Linked DNA regions of Homo sapiens: region 1 is linked to region 2. Evidence: chromatin loops called from intact Hi-C (ENCODE). Cell type or tissue: Panc1. All regions are shown on one strand.

Evidence for each region. Hi-C counts contacts between places; a loop is a spot of excess contacts. Peaks named below come from ENCODE experiments on the same cell type or tissue, not always from the same donor. Only the 100,000 strongest peaks of a DNase experiment are listed, where the experiment ranks them.
Region 1: a loop joins it to region 2, with 7 times the contacts of the local background. A loop is called at or near these places in 72 of 110 quality-filtered maps.

Annotation. Positions count from the first base shown.
Region 1 is chr6:117,552,551-117,560,550 of GRCh38, forward strand. GOPC (golgi associated PDZ and coiled-coil motif containing) reads right to left here. Exons shown (of 9, transcript NM_020399.4): 9 at 7,719-8,000. It also overlaps a transcript of DCBLD1 not described here. Among named protein-coding and RNA genes, the nearest start is that of GOPC, 46 kb to the right of the region's middle. RefSeq lists an enhancer at 5,728-5,777. In Panc1, CTCF peaks have their summits at 3,546 (motif pointing left) and 3,783; no DNase peak of the experiment used is centred here; H3K27ac peaks cover 3,123 bases.
Region 2 is chr6:117,341,609-117,349,608 of GRCh38, forward strand. It overlaps ROS1 (ROS proto-oncogene 1, receptor tyrosine kinase), which reads right to left. Exons shown (of 44, transcript NM_001378902.1): 28 at 2,452-2,654; 29 at 792-936; 30 at 1-24. Among named protein-coding and RNA genes, the nearest start is that of VGLL2, 80 kb to the left of the region's middle. In Panc1, CTCF peaks have their summits at 4,718 (motif pointing right) and 4,917; no DNase peak of the experiment used is centred here; H3K27me3 peaks cover 637 bases.

The DNA of each region.
Region 1 (8,000 bases), 210 kb after region 2:
ACCTTTTTCTTTTTGCTGTGACACCTAATATCTTCCAGGCCACTTTTTTCCATTCATTGAGGACATTCACCTAATTCTAGGTCTTCTTCATTCCTCCTTTGTAATCATGCTAGAGAATGAAGTGCCCAACATGGTCATTTTTATGGTTTCTTGACTTCCACTCTAGTAACCTGCTTTCCATTTAAACCACTCCCACACATGTCCACATTCTTGTCATCAGCAAGAACCCCAGCACTGTAAACCTAATCTCCAGCAATTCTCTATCAGCTCAAAACCCCCTGAGTTCTTCAGCTTTCCACCTACTTAGTCACTGATCTCATTTAGATACCAAACCCCTAGATCCCATCATTTTCCTCTAGTTGTTAATCCTTTTGGGTTGCATTTCCTTCCCTATCCATCATCGAACTGGTTTGTCTCAGCATTTTCACTCCATTTTCTTTCCAGGAGCCCCGAACCATGAGACCCCAACAACATAATTCCCCTTGAGAATACCATCTCTCCATCTTCATCACAGCAGCAGGGGAACATTGCAGAACTATTCACACTGTGGCTGTTACAAAAGCTCGGTTTCCAGTTTACTGGGGGCCCATCACTCCTCAACGCTTTTATTTATCTTTGATCCCTTTTTCCGTACCCCTTAGCAATTATTCCAAAGCAGTGCCACTTTTCACACTCTCCCTTACTCTGATCTTGCCACTTCCTTCACCTAAAAATAAAAGTCGTTAAAATCAGAACTAACTTCCTGCTGATTCCTCTTCTCACAAAACCTGTATCCACTTCATTCCTTTCCTCCTTCCTTCCTGTGTCAATGGAAAAAGTGTTAGAAACCTTCATCTGTGATCTTAAATCCCACTGCCTTCCCCTTATCTCTTTGCTCCTATTATCCCTTTTTCCTTTATCTTCTTCTTCCTTTCATTGGAGGTCTCCCCCTCAGCCTTTAAACTTCCTCAAATCTCTCCCAAGTATAAAGAATTCTCCCTTAATATACTAAGCCCTTCTAATTACCTATTGTCTTTCTTCGAACAGTGATCTCTTCTTGGAATTTTTGTCTGCCTTATTTCCATTCATTCTTTTTCTAATGTAGTTTTTAGTCAGTTATATAGGTACACAAAACGTAGTATCCCTTTCCATTTGTTCAAGCCCCTTTTGCATCCTTTCAGGGGATTTTAAAGGGTGCTCACATAAGTACTGCACATTTTTTGTTTAATTTGTACTTAGGTGTTTTTTTTGTTGTTGCTGCCATTGTAAATTGTCCCCACCTCCTCTTTTATGTATCAAGAACTAGTATGGCCTAGTGGTAAAAAGCATGGATTCTGGGGCTTAGACTCCCTGGGCTCAAATTCTGCCTTAGTTGTGACCAAGAAGGACTTACTTTCTATGACTCCATTTCCTTATTTCTAAATGGAGATAATAATGGTATATACCTTATAGGGTTGTGGTGAAGATTACAAGGATTAATGTACATAAAACCCTTACAACAGTGTCTGACCCATGATAAGTGCCACGTGGTGTTAGCTATTATATGCAGCCTTCCTGTTCGATTTCTGTGACTAATTTGTATGCTGCTCCTTTACTAAATGTCCTTATTATTCCTAGTAGCTTTTAGTTGATTCTCTTAGGTTTTTCTGGAATTTGATCACGTTTGCAAATAGTGCTAGTGCTATCTCCTTTCCAATATTTATGTGTACATTTAATTCTATTGGCAATACTTCCAGTACCATATTAAATACTTCTAGTAGCTCCCACCTTAGCATGATGCTGGCTTTTAGGCAGAGATAGATTTATTATGTTGAGGTAAACTTTATTATGTTAAGAAAGCATCTATTTATTCCTTTTTTTCCCCCTCACAAGGAATGTGCTTAATTTTGAGCAAAGTCTTTTCAGCATCTATGGAAAATATGATTTTCCTCCATAGGACTCCTCCCTAGAGCCAGTCAGATGATTAATTACATAATTAGATGTCCCAATGTTAAACATCTGGTTATAGATATGAATCCATTACTGTATTAAATTTGCATGGATAGGATTTTACTTAGGATTTTTACATTAATATTCATTTGTGGGCCAGGTGCAGTGGCTCATGCCTGTAATCCCAGCACTTTGGGAGGCTGAGGCGGGCGGATCATGAGGTCAAGAGATCGAGACTGTCCTGGCCAACATGGTGAAACCCTGTCTCTACTAAAAATATAAAAATTGGCCGGGAGTGGTGGCTTGTGCCTGTAGTCCCAGCTACTCGGCAGGCTGAGGCAGGAGAATCGCTTGAACCTGGGAGGCGGAGGTTGCAGTGAGCCGAGATCGAGTCACTGCACTCCAGCCTGGCAACAGAGCGAGACTCAGTTGCAAAAAAAAAAAAAAAATCTTTTGTGAATCAGGGCTTTTCTTTCTTTGTGGCAATCTTGATCAGATATTATTAGCTTGACAGAAACAATTTAGAATTTTTCTTCCCTTTTTTGGTTCTCTTGCTAGGCATTAGAATTAGCTGTTGTTTGAACGTTTAGTAGCATTGCCCTGTGAAATCATGTATTTTGGTAATTTGTGGGGAGAGCACTTTGACAATTCCTTCAATTTTTCCTATGGAAATTGGTTTGTTTAGATTTTAAAACTTCCTTGGGAACAGTTTTGGTAAATTACATTTTCCTAGAAAAGTTTTCAAATTTATTCCTATAGAATTGAACAAAGTAGTCCATTATTATCCTTTTAGTTTTCTCTTTTATGGGTATTTCTCTCTTATTTCTTGTTTTGTATATTTGCATTTACTCCCTTTTTTCATGACTAGTTTAGTCAGCAGTTTGCCTTTTTCCTCTGAAAAATCAGGGTTTTTTTTTGTAGTTCTCCTGTTTCAGAAGCCAACAACCCATTTGTTACTGCCTTAGGCAGAGGTTAAAAATGCCCTCAACCATGGTGAACATGACAGTAGAGGGCACCTAGTGAGCATGACACATCCTCAAATGTCACAAAAGGACACAAATATCCTTGTTGCAGTATTGCTTCCTAAAGAATATGGGGACAGTATGCACACAAGCAAGAAATAACTTATTCCGTATTTGGTGGGGGCAGGGGAATGCTATAGTCTTGACGATCTAGAATTCTACTATGTAACTCTAGGAGTTCTCTCATTCTATAGTCACTCCACTACAGCCAAACAGTTTCTTGTGAAATTCAAACCCAGCACAATCATCATTTTTAGAAATCAAAACTGTATCAAGCCAAGGGTCCATCAAACCGTGCACCTTTTAAGAAAACTTTAGAAAAATTCTACTGCAGTTGGCAAGCATGGAAAAAATAAAAATAATTGTTGGAATAGGAGGACTGAAAGCTGACAATTTTATCTATATTTCCCCTTTCCTTCTTTGTGGCCTATTAAAGTAGAATTAAGAGAGGGATTTGAGTCTTGGCTCAGACACTTAACTAGCTGTGTGACCCTGGAAAAATCAGCCTTCAATTTATTGATCTTCACAGGAGTATTTTATTTGATGAGTTTCAAAAAGCCTTACACCGCTAATAAAAGTAAAATTAATAATGCATCTGGAATCTGCTGCCCCCTGCTGGCAATTTACCAAATTGCAAATTCTACCTTTCCAACGCATAGACTCCAAGTTTTAGTGTCGGCCTATATTTTATCTAATTTTCCTTGTTATAGTCCATTACCTATCTTCCTTTTTTAAAATATATTTTTATCTTTATAGGTTTAGGGGGTAGAAGTGCAGGTTTTGTACATGCATATATTGCGTAGTGGTGGAGTTTGGGCTTTTAGTGTAACCATCACCTGAATACTGAACATTATACCCAATAGGTAATTTTTCAACCCTCACCCACCTCCCACCTTCCTATCTTCTGTAGTCTCCAACGTCTATTATTCCACTCTATATATGTCCATGTGTACCCTTTATTTAGCTCCCACTTATAAGTGAGAACATGTGGTAGTAAACTTTGTTTCTGAGTTAGTTCACTTAAGATAATGGTCTTCAGTTCCATCCATGTTGCTGCAAGACATGATTTCATTCCTTTTTTCATGGCTGAATAGTATTCAATGGTATATATTTACCACATTTTCTTTATCCAGTCATCCATTGATGGACACTTAGGTTGATTCCATACATATCTTTGCTATTGTGAATAGTGCTGTGATAAACATACGAGTGCCAGTATCTTTTCAATATAATTTCTTTCTTTCTTTGGGTATATGCCCAGTAGTGGGGTTGCTGGATCAAATGGTAGTTCTATTTTTAGTTCTTTGAGAAATCTCTATACTGTTTTCCGTAAAGGTTGTACTAATTTACATTCCCACCAACGGTGTAAGTGCTCCCTTTACTCTGTAGCCTCCCCAACATCTGTTTCTTGACTTTTTAATAATGGCCATTCTGATTGGTGTAAGATGATATCTCATTGTGGTTTTAATTTGCATTTCTCTGATTAGTGATGTTGAACTTTTTTTTTCATGTTTATCATCCACTTGTATGTTTTCTTTTGAAAAATCTCTGTTTTTTGCTCACTTTTTATCTTCTTACTTAGACGCCAGAGGTATTTCTTTTACAACCAAATGCCCTCTTAAAACTTTAAATCAAGCTTGTTGTTCAAATCTTCCTTCTTTCCTAATTTGCCTGAAAGTTTTGTTGCAATCTCCCACTATGATGATAGATTTAACATTGTAGTAAATTGGTTCTTTAAGAATTTAAGTAACCTTTATCCCTAATGGTTTTTTTCTTAAAGTCTGTTTTTAAAAAATATAACTGTATCCATGTTCTTTTGGAGAAAATATGCCCAGTGTATATTCTTTCTCCTTTCACTTTCAAATTTTTTATGTCCTTATGTTTTAGGTATGTTCCTTTTAAACAACATATTGCTGGATTTTTTCCAATTTAAATAAAATGTTTTCTAATTTCAGTTCTTTCTTTTAATAAGTTTACACCCTGATCAAGCACTCTCAAAAGTCAATTCCAGACTGGGCACGGTGGCCAGTCTAATCCCAGCACTTTGGGAGGCGGATGGATCACCTGAGGTCAGAAAGTTCAAGACCAGCCTGGCCAACATGGTGAAACCCCGTCTCTACTAAAAATACAAAAATTAGCCAGGCGTGGTGGCACGCACCTGTAATCCCAGCTACTTGTGAGGCTGAGGCAGAGGAATCACTTAAACCCAGGAGATGGAAGTTGCAGTGAGCCAAGATTGCACCATTGCACTCCAGCCTGGGCAACAAGAGTGAAACTCCGTCTCAAAAAAAATAAAAATAAAAAATATAAAATTCAGTTCTAGGAGTACTCCTTTGGTTTTTGCCAGAATGTGCTAGCTAATTCTTACACTTTTTGTGTAGTTTCTTTTCTCCTTTATCAGGCCCAGCACATCTCCCATCCTGGCTTTACTAGGATTTAGCCCTAGTTACAGGCCTGGCAGCAGACTAGGTAGGGGCAGGTATTGCCTTAGGGATGTGGTTAGTAGCAGCCTCTGTAACATCTTGGAGCATAGACAAGGTACAAGGTCTTATTAGAGAAGCGTGGGCTTCTTCTTAAGACCAACAGTCCAGTAGAGATTGCAAAGTCTCTCAGGTGCAGCCATCCAGATCTCCCCATGGTTCTAGGTTTTCCTCACCAGGGCCTTGACTTTCACAAAATAGAAGAGGTTTCGCTGAACATTCAAGTGTCTGAAACTCAGCAACTCTTAACACTTAGGTGTTCAGCCTGAAGCTCAGCTGTTTCAATCCCTCCATTGTAGGAGGTAAGGCCTCCTTGGGAGCTGCCCCCCTCCATCCATTTCTGTAGGTCATTAATACAATCCTGCTGTAACCGGCCAACTCTGCTATTCTTGTAGATGTTGTTCTCCCACATTTTTCAAATGTCTGCATCACTGACCCTCCTGGAGAGTTCCCCTCTCCATAAGCTGGATTTTTTCCAATTTAATAATTTTTTCCAATTTAAATAAAATGTTTTCCAATTTCAGTCCCAAGTCTCCAAAACTCTCCCCAAGTTGAGTGGTTTGCTAGGACTCATCAGACTAAGCAAAGCTTTATTCACAATTATGATTTATTACAGAGAATATAAAGCAAAATGAGGAAAGGGAAAAGGCATATGGGCACAGTCCCAAGAAAATCAGGTACAAGCTCCAAGATTCATTTCCCAATGGAGTCACACAGGACATGCTTAATTCCTCTAGCAATAATGTGTAACAATACATCAAGTGTTGTCCACCTAGGAAGCTTGCCTGACTGAACCTAGGAGTCAAGGTTTTAGGGAAGTCAGTGTAGGTACCCTCTGCCTAGCATGTACCAAAATTCTAGATTCCCAGAGGAAAGTAAGTGTTCAACAAAAATCCTACTGTTTGTACAAACACTTCAGGCACAGTAAACCGCACTTACCAGCAAGGGGATAATGGGAATACTCCTGATATCCAAATTGCTGGACGCTAGCCAAGGTCCAACCTTGCAAGCAGACCTAAAGACAACAGGTTCAGGCCTGTTCTGTTAACTCTTTTCTGCACACCATTTGTGAAATAGCCACTGAGCCATGATTTTGTGCCAACGACTAGATAAACTATACTCACCAACCAGATGTCACTGTCTTTACCCTTTGGGTGGGTTCCTAATGCCCATCTTATTACCTGTTTCCTCAAATCTCACTCATGGTCACTTGTGTTAATCTAGCCTCTCTAAGAAGCAGACGCCAACACCAAAAAGGGATCTGCTGTGCAACAGATTTATTAACGGCAATGCCAGTGAGGAAAAATAGGTAGGAAGCTGGAGTTGATTGGAGGCTGGAAGGCAATGAGATCACAATGGAGTTAAGACCCAAGGTGAATGAAAGGAGGAAGGAAGGTTGGGTGAAAGCAACTTGGACTACAATGTAATCCTAAGGGAGTTTGGCAAGACCATCGTGGAGTGCTCCAGCTAAAGTTGAGGAGTCATCATATAATATCCCTGTCATAATCAGTCACTGACTGGCAGCAGCATGGAGGAGCATAGCCTCACCATGTACACAGGGATGGATTTCAGACCACAGCAGCTGGACCTTCAGTAAGCTATGCTCCCTCCTGCACGAGAACTGACAGATGCATTCTCATGGCTGCTGCCGTGGTGATTATAGCTCTCAAATCACACCTGAAAAAGGTTCATTATTGAACAAATATTCAGCACCAACAGTGCACGGTAATTTGCAATACTTTTAAAGTGTTTCTTTAAGGTTAGTTATAAAACCACCTAAAATAAAATACTGATTAACAATGAAAATACAAGTTCTCTTTAAAATTTCATAAACTGACCAAAAAAAAATTCATAAATTGACCAATATCCTATGGGGTTGTATTCTGGGGAAAAGACTTCTTTTCAAATCACTTGGTGAATTGGGAGCTTAAATCAACACACGGAAAGCATATATGTATTAGCACTAAATCAAGGTTAGTCAGTGACAAAAATGTATTTCTAATGTTCATAACATTTCTAAATGTTCATAACTCAAGTAATTCATTTACAAGTATTTTCCAAAAATTATTTTACATATAACTTAGGAACTTCTAAATCATATATACTTAGATGTCAAAATGGAAGAATACCCTTTTAAATAGTATCTTAAAAACAGGATTGATTTTCTAACTTTCATCAATGTTTTCCTCATAGATAACAACAGCTGGCAATATTTATAACACAAAATTAAGCCAAGTCCTTTGCACAGACTTTATGACATGTTGGTACAAATAATAGAACTACTAGAAATAAATAACAAGCCAAAATATTTAACGTCAAGGAAACAAAATGTTTATTTAAAAAAATGAGATCAATATCATTTTAATGTAGAAGATGCCATCTTTATTTACAGGCTAATAAAAAAATATTAAACTCAACTAGATATAATACATTATCATAAATGCAATAGATTTGAGGCCAACCATAAGTGTAAGACTGGATAGATGGAATAGGGATTACATAATCAGGATGTCAAATACTGTGCATCTTACACATGAATCACATGAAACCTTTTTGTTTCTAAACATGAAAACAGCATAAGTCCACTGCA
Region 2 (8,000 bases):
TAATGAGCTGCACTGCCTCTGGTACTGAAATAAATAGCAAGGAATGATAAAGGATGCTGCAATAGCACTGAAAGATGGAAAGAAGTAATGGAGTTTGGGTTGAAGAGTAATCATGTGGTATGAGCAGAATAAATAACACATGTCCAGAAAGAAAGTCAGCCTCTTCTATAATCGTAGGTTAACAGACTGCCTAAAAGGCTCCCACTTATTTTTGCCCAGTGACCAAATCATTCTCTGACTCCAGCTCAAGGATATGGCCAACGGGGAATAACCCAATTTGGGTGAGTTTTGTGAATATCATCAGAGACATCTGAAATAAACGTCATCACCTCATAATAATCACCACCTCATCAGCTCTTAGAAAACCTTTTCAGACCTATTTTCTTTAAGGCTATACTGTTGCATAACTTTACAGCTCAGGCCTCAGTAAAATTCACATAGAAAAAAAGCTTGGTTTTTCTATAGCTCACCACATGTACAGAAACCTATGAGTATCTGGAAAAAGTGACACTGTGTGGTGAGACCAAATAATGTGTTTCTTGGTCAAACAATATTGATTTCAATGTTTTACCTCCTAGTTGCTTTCTATTTTAATAGAATATTATTAGTTAGCTTCAGGGGTTAGAGTAAGGGTCAGGTCAAAGTTTTCTACAAACACATTTTTCTTATTAAACTTAAAAAAGCTTACTAAAATTACTTCGCATTCAGATTTTAAAAAATAAACATCAACATACACAGCACATATATCACAATATTCTGCTTGAGAAACCCACAACAAGCCCATAACTTACCTCCATTTTTAGTTTTTCCCCAAATCTCTTTTCCTGGTGGTAAATGTTCCAAAGGATCTGAATAATAATTTTTTACAGCTATCTGTATCATGTATGTTGAAAATGGTTGTAAATCTTCAATAAGAGCTATACTGTCCTGAAATTCCTGTAATTGATTTTTTAAAAATCAACATCTTATTTTTAACATTTTATACAAATTGGTAGAAATTATTTAATCAAAGAGAGAACAAAGTTAAAGGCTCAAAAAAATTAATTTATTTTAAATTCTGGATTATTAATGGTAATACCACTGTCCAATCTACCCAGACCTGAGTTGTTCAATGTTTCCAAGAATAAATACCAAATGATTGGTAGCCTTCAGTTGGTTTTGTGGCATAAATTGTTTCACATGGGAAGTTAAATTCCTAGAAGAGGACACTATTTCATTAACATTGTATTAGAAATTCAGCAAGATGGTAGAAAACATGTGACACATATGTGAATACAATAAAATATTTTTATAGTATCTAATCACTCTTAGAAATAAAGTTTAAGAGAGTAAAAAGACTTTCCTTAGACCAATGGTTCTCAACTTTGTTTATACTTTGCTATCATCTGGGAAGTTTTAAGAAACTACTATGCCTGGGTTCTATTGCCAGAGATTCTGATTGAGTTATCTGGGGTGAAGCCTAGATGCAGAGTGTTTTGTTTTTTTTTTTTAAAGCTTCGATGTGCCGCCAAGGTTGAGAACCACTGTCTTAGACCACTGTTAATCAATGAGAAGACAATAAGATAGATTAAATTTAATAACAGACATGACCAGTGCTGCCAAGTCCAATCTTGGCCAGCCAAATGATCTATCTGAAATTACTTATTTTAGAAATGTGTAAAAAGGGTTAATTAGACAAAATTAAGGAAGGAATGAAAAATCACATACACTTTATGGGAAAACATATAGTGTTTAACATCCAACAGTTAGTCAATTTCACCTTTTGAACAGGCTAAATAAAGCCAAGCACAAAGCAAAATATTGGATATATGTGATTCCATCACTAAGACAACTGAAATACTAATGAATACATTTCATCATTTCAATGATTGAATGAATAGTGCCAATTCATTCAAGAAATAGTTAGTGAATGCCTACACAGTGCCACTAACTGTGCTAGGTGCTAGGCATACAATGATGACTAAAAACAGTATCTGCATAGCAGTATATTTCTCTGCACATAGGAAACAAAAGACAAAATATAATGTACAATTTTTATATTAGATAAATGCTGTGGAGAAGAGGTATAAGGCAATGTTCTTTCCGTCCAGTTCATTTCTTACTCTTCAATCTTCAGTCTGCTCCATAGGCTGCAAAAATAATTCTCTATCATTCTCTCTGAGGATAATTAGATAATCAGGGAGGGGAATAAACCCAATTCTTTCTGGACACTCAGAAAACGGTTACCATGGCAATCCATCAATGGGCAAGAGTTGATATACTTCCTTGAAGCTTAACTTACTCCCAGTCAAGAAAACTAGAACACAATATGTTTTGATGAATCATTAGCTGTAAAAAAGTTGCGTACTAGTCCATTTCAGAACATATAGGAAATACTTTACTATGGCTCATAATTTTATATCAAAAAAGAACATCTTGTGAAAAGACAAAGACCACTAGTTCCAATCTTACCAGAATTCTATATTTCAAGTCAGAGCTGTTTTTCCTGTCATTAACTTCTGCATAATAAACCAGGTATGTTGGAGTAGGGCTGGTGATGCCATACCATGTGAGGTTTGTCTTGGCCAGAGGTAATCTGATTGTGAGGCTAGTGTTAGTGGCATTAAGTATAGTTGGTTCCACAGTGTCTGAAGCTAGAGACAGAAACGCTTTATCTAAAATAAGAAGAAACCAAAAGATTAAATATCTATACTATATATATGAGAGGAAAAGCAGATTTTTAACAAGAATAATATCAAAGCTTAGAAAGAAATTTGTAGAGCATACATAACTTTTGCTTGAAAACATAAATATGAAAATGATTTGAAATAATATTCTCTTTGAAGAAACAAAAATGGCTGCAGCTTGATACTGTGTGTAGTATGTGTAGTATGTACTGCTACAGTCTACCCAATGTCCTCTCCTTTTCTTCAAGTTCATATATATCTGATATTGTTCAGGGCAGTATGCTGGGAGGAAAAACTGTTTCTGAAGTTTGATTGCAGCCCAGACAATCATGTGACACGGTCTGGTTAGTCAGATGTGCTTATCACTGTGGCGCACCTCTGTCCTTCACCCTCCCCCAACCCAGGAGGCGGACACTATGCAAGAGGGGCGGCAGCCATCTTGTGAGAATTGAATAAAGGACTCACTAAGGATGTTTGGGGAAAGATCAAGTCCAGGTGATTGATGGCATTGTGGAGCTCCCTGGCCACCGCTTACAACCAAACACCTTGCACGCTGCACAACTCCAGGGAGCCCCAGTCACAGAGACTACAATGGAAATGGTCTGTTCTAGACCAGTGCAGTAGCGCAACCATACCGCAGGCTTAAGCCTCGAAAAATCGCAGATCTGTCACTTGCAGCTGAACACAACTTCTTGACCTATTCACTCTCAGTCTTTATGTAAAACATCACCTAAAAATGTAGCATAATTACATAATATGCAAATAACTCCAAATATGATTTTAATATGAAATCTAACAATCTTACACCAGTTAGCCAACTCTTTAACTCATTGTGCGTGGCACTGTGCAATCTGGCTCCTGCCCGCATATCCAGTCTCTGCTATGCAAAGCCATCCTTCACTCTAACCACAGTACACTATCTACACACTGCAGGACTTCTACCCCTCCAACCCTTCACATAGGTAGTCTCTTCAGGTTGGAATGATCTTCCCCATCTGCCTAACCTTACTTAAGCCTCAATTCATGCATCATTTTTCCTGGGAAGCCCTTTCTGCCTTCCTATTCCAGGTGAAGGACATCTCCTCTCTGTCCTCACTCCACTTCACGTGTTCTTCTACCAGTGCACTAGCCACATGTGATTTTGGTTTTGGTTTTCTTTTGCTGCTTTCTTTTCTTCATCTAGCACTAGAATGTAACTATCTTTGGCTGAGACTGTGCTTGAATTATCTTTGTTCCACCAGAGCCCCAGGAGGGTGCCTGACATATATTAGGTATTTAGTATGTGTTGTCGATCCTTATGAATTCATATTAGCCACATATAAAATACAACCTTTGCATTCAGCAAGTAAGAAAATTAGGGGGTAAATGTCTAAGTGACAAAAACTTGATGAAGCCAGCTCCTTCACTTGCTAACTTTTTTGTCTTGGGAAGGTTACTCCAGCTCTTCTGTAAACAGAGACAATGGCCTGCTTTACAGATATTTATATATCACTCTATCCCTAGCACATGGTAAGAACATTAAATAAATGTTAGCTATTACTATCATCATTACTGAGACTAAAATGAAAAGTTAGAGAAAATAATGCTGGTCTGGTCTGGGAATTCCAAATATGAATTCCAAAATGCAGGAAAAAATGTTTAAAATTAGAAGTACATCGAAAATCTCCAACAACAGTGTCAAGGGCACTGTGAACCTAAGTTTGAGGACATTTGGAAAGTATGGGGGTTTAGAGATGGATAACCTTACTAAAGTTACAAGATGAACCACTCTTCAGTTCAACCAATATTTATCCAATATATTCAGTTTGTACTGATTTCTGATCTGAACAGAGAATGGGATACACATGTGAGCAATCAGAGCAATTATCTAATTCAAAAGTCATTGGTAATTTTGTCGTTCTTTTATTTAATTGATATAATATGACATGTTGAAGTGTCAGAAACATTATTCAGGACAGAAAGACAGGTTTTTCCCTTACATTTTTTTTTTTATCCCATACATTTTGAAGATAATTGAATACCTTCAGAAAAAAAGGACCAAGATAACTTGTAATTGCTTAAAATTTCCAGCAGATGGAGGTAAAGTATTCTTAATAATGTACCTAGAAACTAGCAACATAAAATAGACTCCATTTTTTAAAGAAAATAATGAGTATTAATCATACTCTTAATGAGTTCCAGTTTAAAAAAAAAACTCATGCCACTCTTGGGACTTCATTTTGGAGCGTGTTTGTGTATGTGGCTGGGAGGAGGATATGTGTGTGTGTCGTTCAACTTCAGATACTGCATGGACGTCTTTTTTTTTTGGTAAGACTTTATTTTTTAGTCAGTTTTAGATTCACAGCAAAATTGAGAGGAATGTACCAAGATTTCCCAGATACTCCTTTTCTCCACACATGCATAACTTTCCCCCATTATCAATACCCCTACCAAAGTAGTACATTTGTTACAATCAATGAGCCTACAATGACATCATTATTACCCAAAGTCTATAGTTTACATTAGAGTTCAGTTTTGTATTGTACATTTTACGGGTTTGGACAAATGTGTAATGAGCTGTATCCACCATTATAGTATCACATAGAATAGTTCCACTGCCTTCAAAGTCCTCTCTGCTCTGTCTATTCGCCACTTCTTCCCCCAGCCTTCTCGCAACTAGTGATCTTATTACTGTCTACATAGTTTTTTACTTTCCCAGAATGTCATATAGTTGATATCAGCCTTCCCCAACTTTGTTCTTCTCCTTCAATACTGTGATAGCTACCTATTCTAGGTCTTTTGCCTCTCCATATAAACTTTAGAATCAGTTTGTTAATATCTACAAAATAACTTTAGCTGGGATTTTCATTGGGATTTTATTGAATCTATAGATAAGTTGAGAAGAAATGACATCTTGACAATATTGAGTCTTCCTATCTATGACATGGAATATCTCTATACTTATTTAGCACTTTGATTTCTTTCATCAGGGTTTTATAGTTTTTCTCATATAGATTTTTGTGCATATGCTGTTAGATTTATACCTAAGTATTTCATTTTCTGTGGGTGTTAATGTAAATGATACTGTGTGTTTAATTTCTAATTCCACTTGTCCATTGCTGGTATACAGGAAAGTGATTGAGTTTAGTATATTAACCTCGTGTCCTGCAAACTTGCTATAATCACTTATGAGTTCCAGGAGTCTTTTTGTCAATTCTTTCAGATTTTCTACATAGATGATCATGTCATCTGTGAACAAAGACAGCGTTATTTCTTCATTCCCAATCAGTATACCTTTTCTTGTATTGTATACCTTTTCTTGTATTGTTGCATGCTGTGACTTCCACTGCAGTGTTGAAAAGAAATTGGGAGAGGGAACATCCTTACCTTGTTTCTGATTTAGTGAGAAAGCCTCTAATTTCTCACTATTAAGTAATGATGTTAACAACAAGTTTTTTTATACATGTTCTTTCTCAAGGAAGTTACCCCTATTCTTAGTTTGCTGAGGATTTTTCATCCTGAATCCGTGTTGAATTTTGTCAAAAGCATTTTCTGCATCTATCAATGTGACCGCCTGATTTTTCCTCTTTAGTCTGTTGATATAGTGGACTACATTAATTGATTTTCAAATGTTGACTCAAACTTGCATAGCTGGGATAAATCCCACTTGACTGTGATATAAAACTATTTTAATATATTGCTCGATTTGATTTGCTAATATTTTGTTCAGGACTTTTGCAATTCTTGCAATATTCAAGAGAGACACCGGTCTAAAATTTTCTTTTCTTGTAATATATTTGTCTAGTTTTGGTTTTAGGGTAATTCTGGCCTAGAATAAACTCATTCATTGGCCTAATTGGAAGTAGGCCCTCTGGTTCAATTTTCTGAAAGACATTGTAGAGATGGTATAATTTTCCCATAAATGTTTGATAGAATGCATCATTGAATCCATCTGGCCCAGGTGCTTTCTATTTCAGAAGGCTATTAATTATTGATTCCACTTATTTAATAGATGTGGACATATTCAGATTGTCTATTTCTTCTTCTGTGAGTTTTGGCATATTGTGTCTTTAAAAGAATTGGTCCATTTCATCTAGGTTATTAAATTTGTGAGCATAGAGTTGTTAATAGTATTCCTTGATTATCCTTTTAATCTCCATGGGTTCTACAGAGATGTCCCCGCCTTCATTTCTACTATTAGCAATTTGCATCCACTCTCTTTTTTTCTTAGCCTGGCTAGAGGCTTATCAATTTTATTTATCTTTTCAAAGAACCAGTTTTTGGCTTCATTGATTTTTCTCTATTGATTTCCTGTTTCAATTTCATTGATTTCTACTATACTTCCTTTTTATTTTTTCTTTTGTTTTAGTTTTGTTTCTTATTATTATTTGGGACTTAATTTACTCTTCTTTTTCTAGTTTCCTAAAGTAAAAGCTTAAATAATTTTAGATCTATTTTTTTAATACATGCAGTCAGTGCTGTAAACTTCCCTCTAAGCACTGATTTTACTGATTCCCGTAAGTTTTGATGTTTTGTTTTCATTTTTAGTTCAAAATATTTTTAATTTGAGATTTCTTCTTTTACCCATTTGTTATTTAGAAATACGTTGTTTAATCTCCAAGTGTTCTGAGATTTTCCAGCTATCTTTCAGTTATTGAGTTCTAGTTAAATGGCATTGTAGTCTGAGGACAGATATTGTATGATTTCTATTCTTTTAAATTTGTTGAAGTGTATTTTATGTTCTGTCTTGGTGAATGTTCCATGTGAGCTTGAGAAGAATGTTTATTCTGCTGTTGTTGGAAAAATTATTAATAGTAGATAGATGTCCATTACAGCCAATTAATTGATGGTGTTATTGAGTTCATCAGTATATCCTTAGTGATTTTTTTTCTGCTGGATTTGCCCATTTCTGATAGATGTCGTGAAGTCTTCAATGGTGATAGTGGCTTCATCTGTTTCTTGCAGTTCTATCAGTTGTTGCCTCATGTATTTTGATGCTCTGTTGTTAGAGATATATGCATTAAGGATTATTACATCTTCTTGGAGAACTGATCCCTTTATCATTATGTAATGTCCCTCTTTATCCCTTATAACTTTCCTTGCTCTGAAGTCTGCTGTCTGAAATTGTTTCTTCTTTCATTTGATTAGCGATAGCATGATATACTATCTCCATCCCTTTACTTTTGATCTATATGATGTGTCTTTATATTTAAAGTGGGTTTCTTATAGACAATGTATAGTTGAGTCTGTTTGTTGATCCACTCAAACAACTTCTGTCTTTTAGTTGGTGTATTTAGACCACTGATGTTCAAAGTGACTACTAATATAGTTAAATTAAGATCTACCATATTTGTT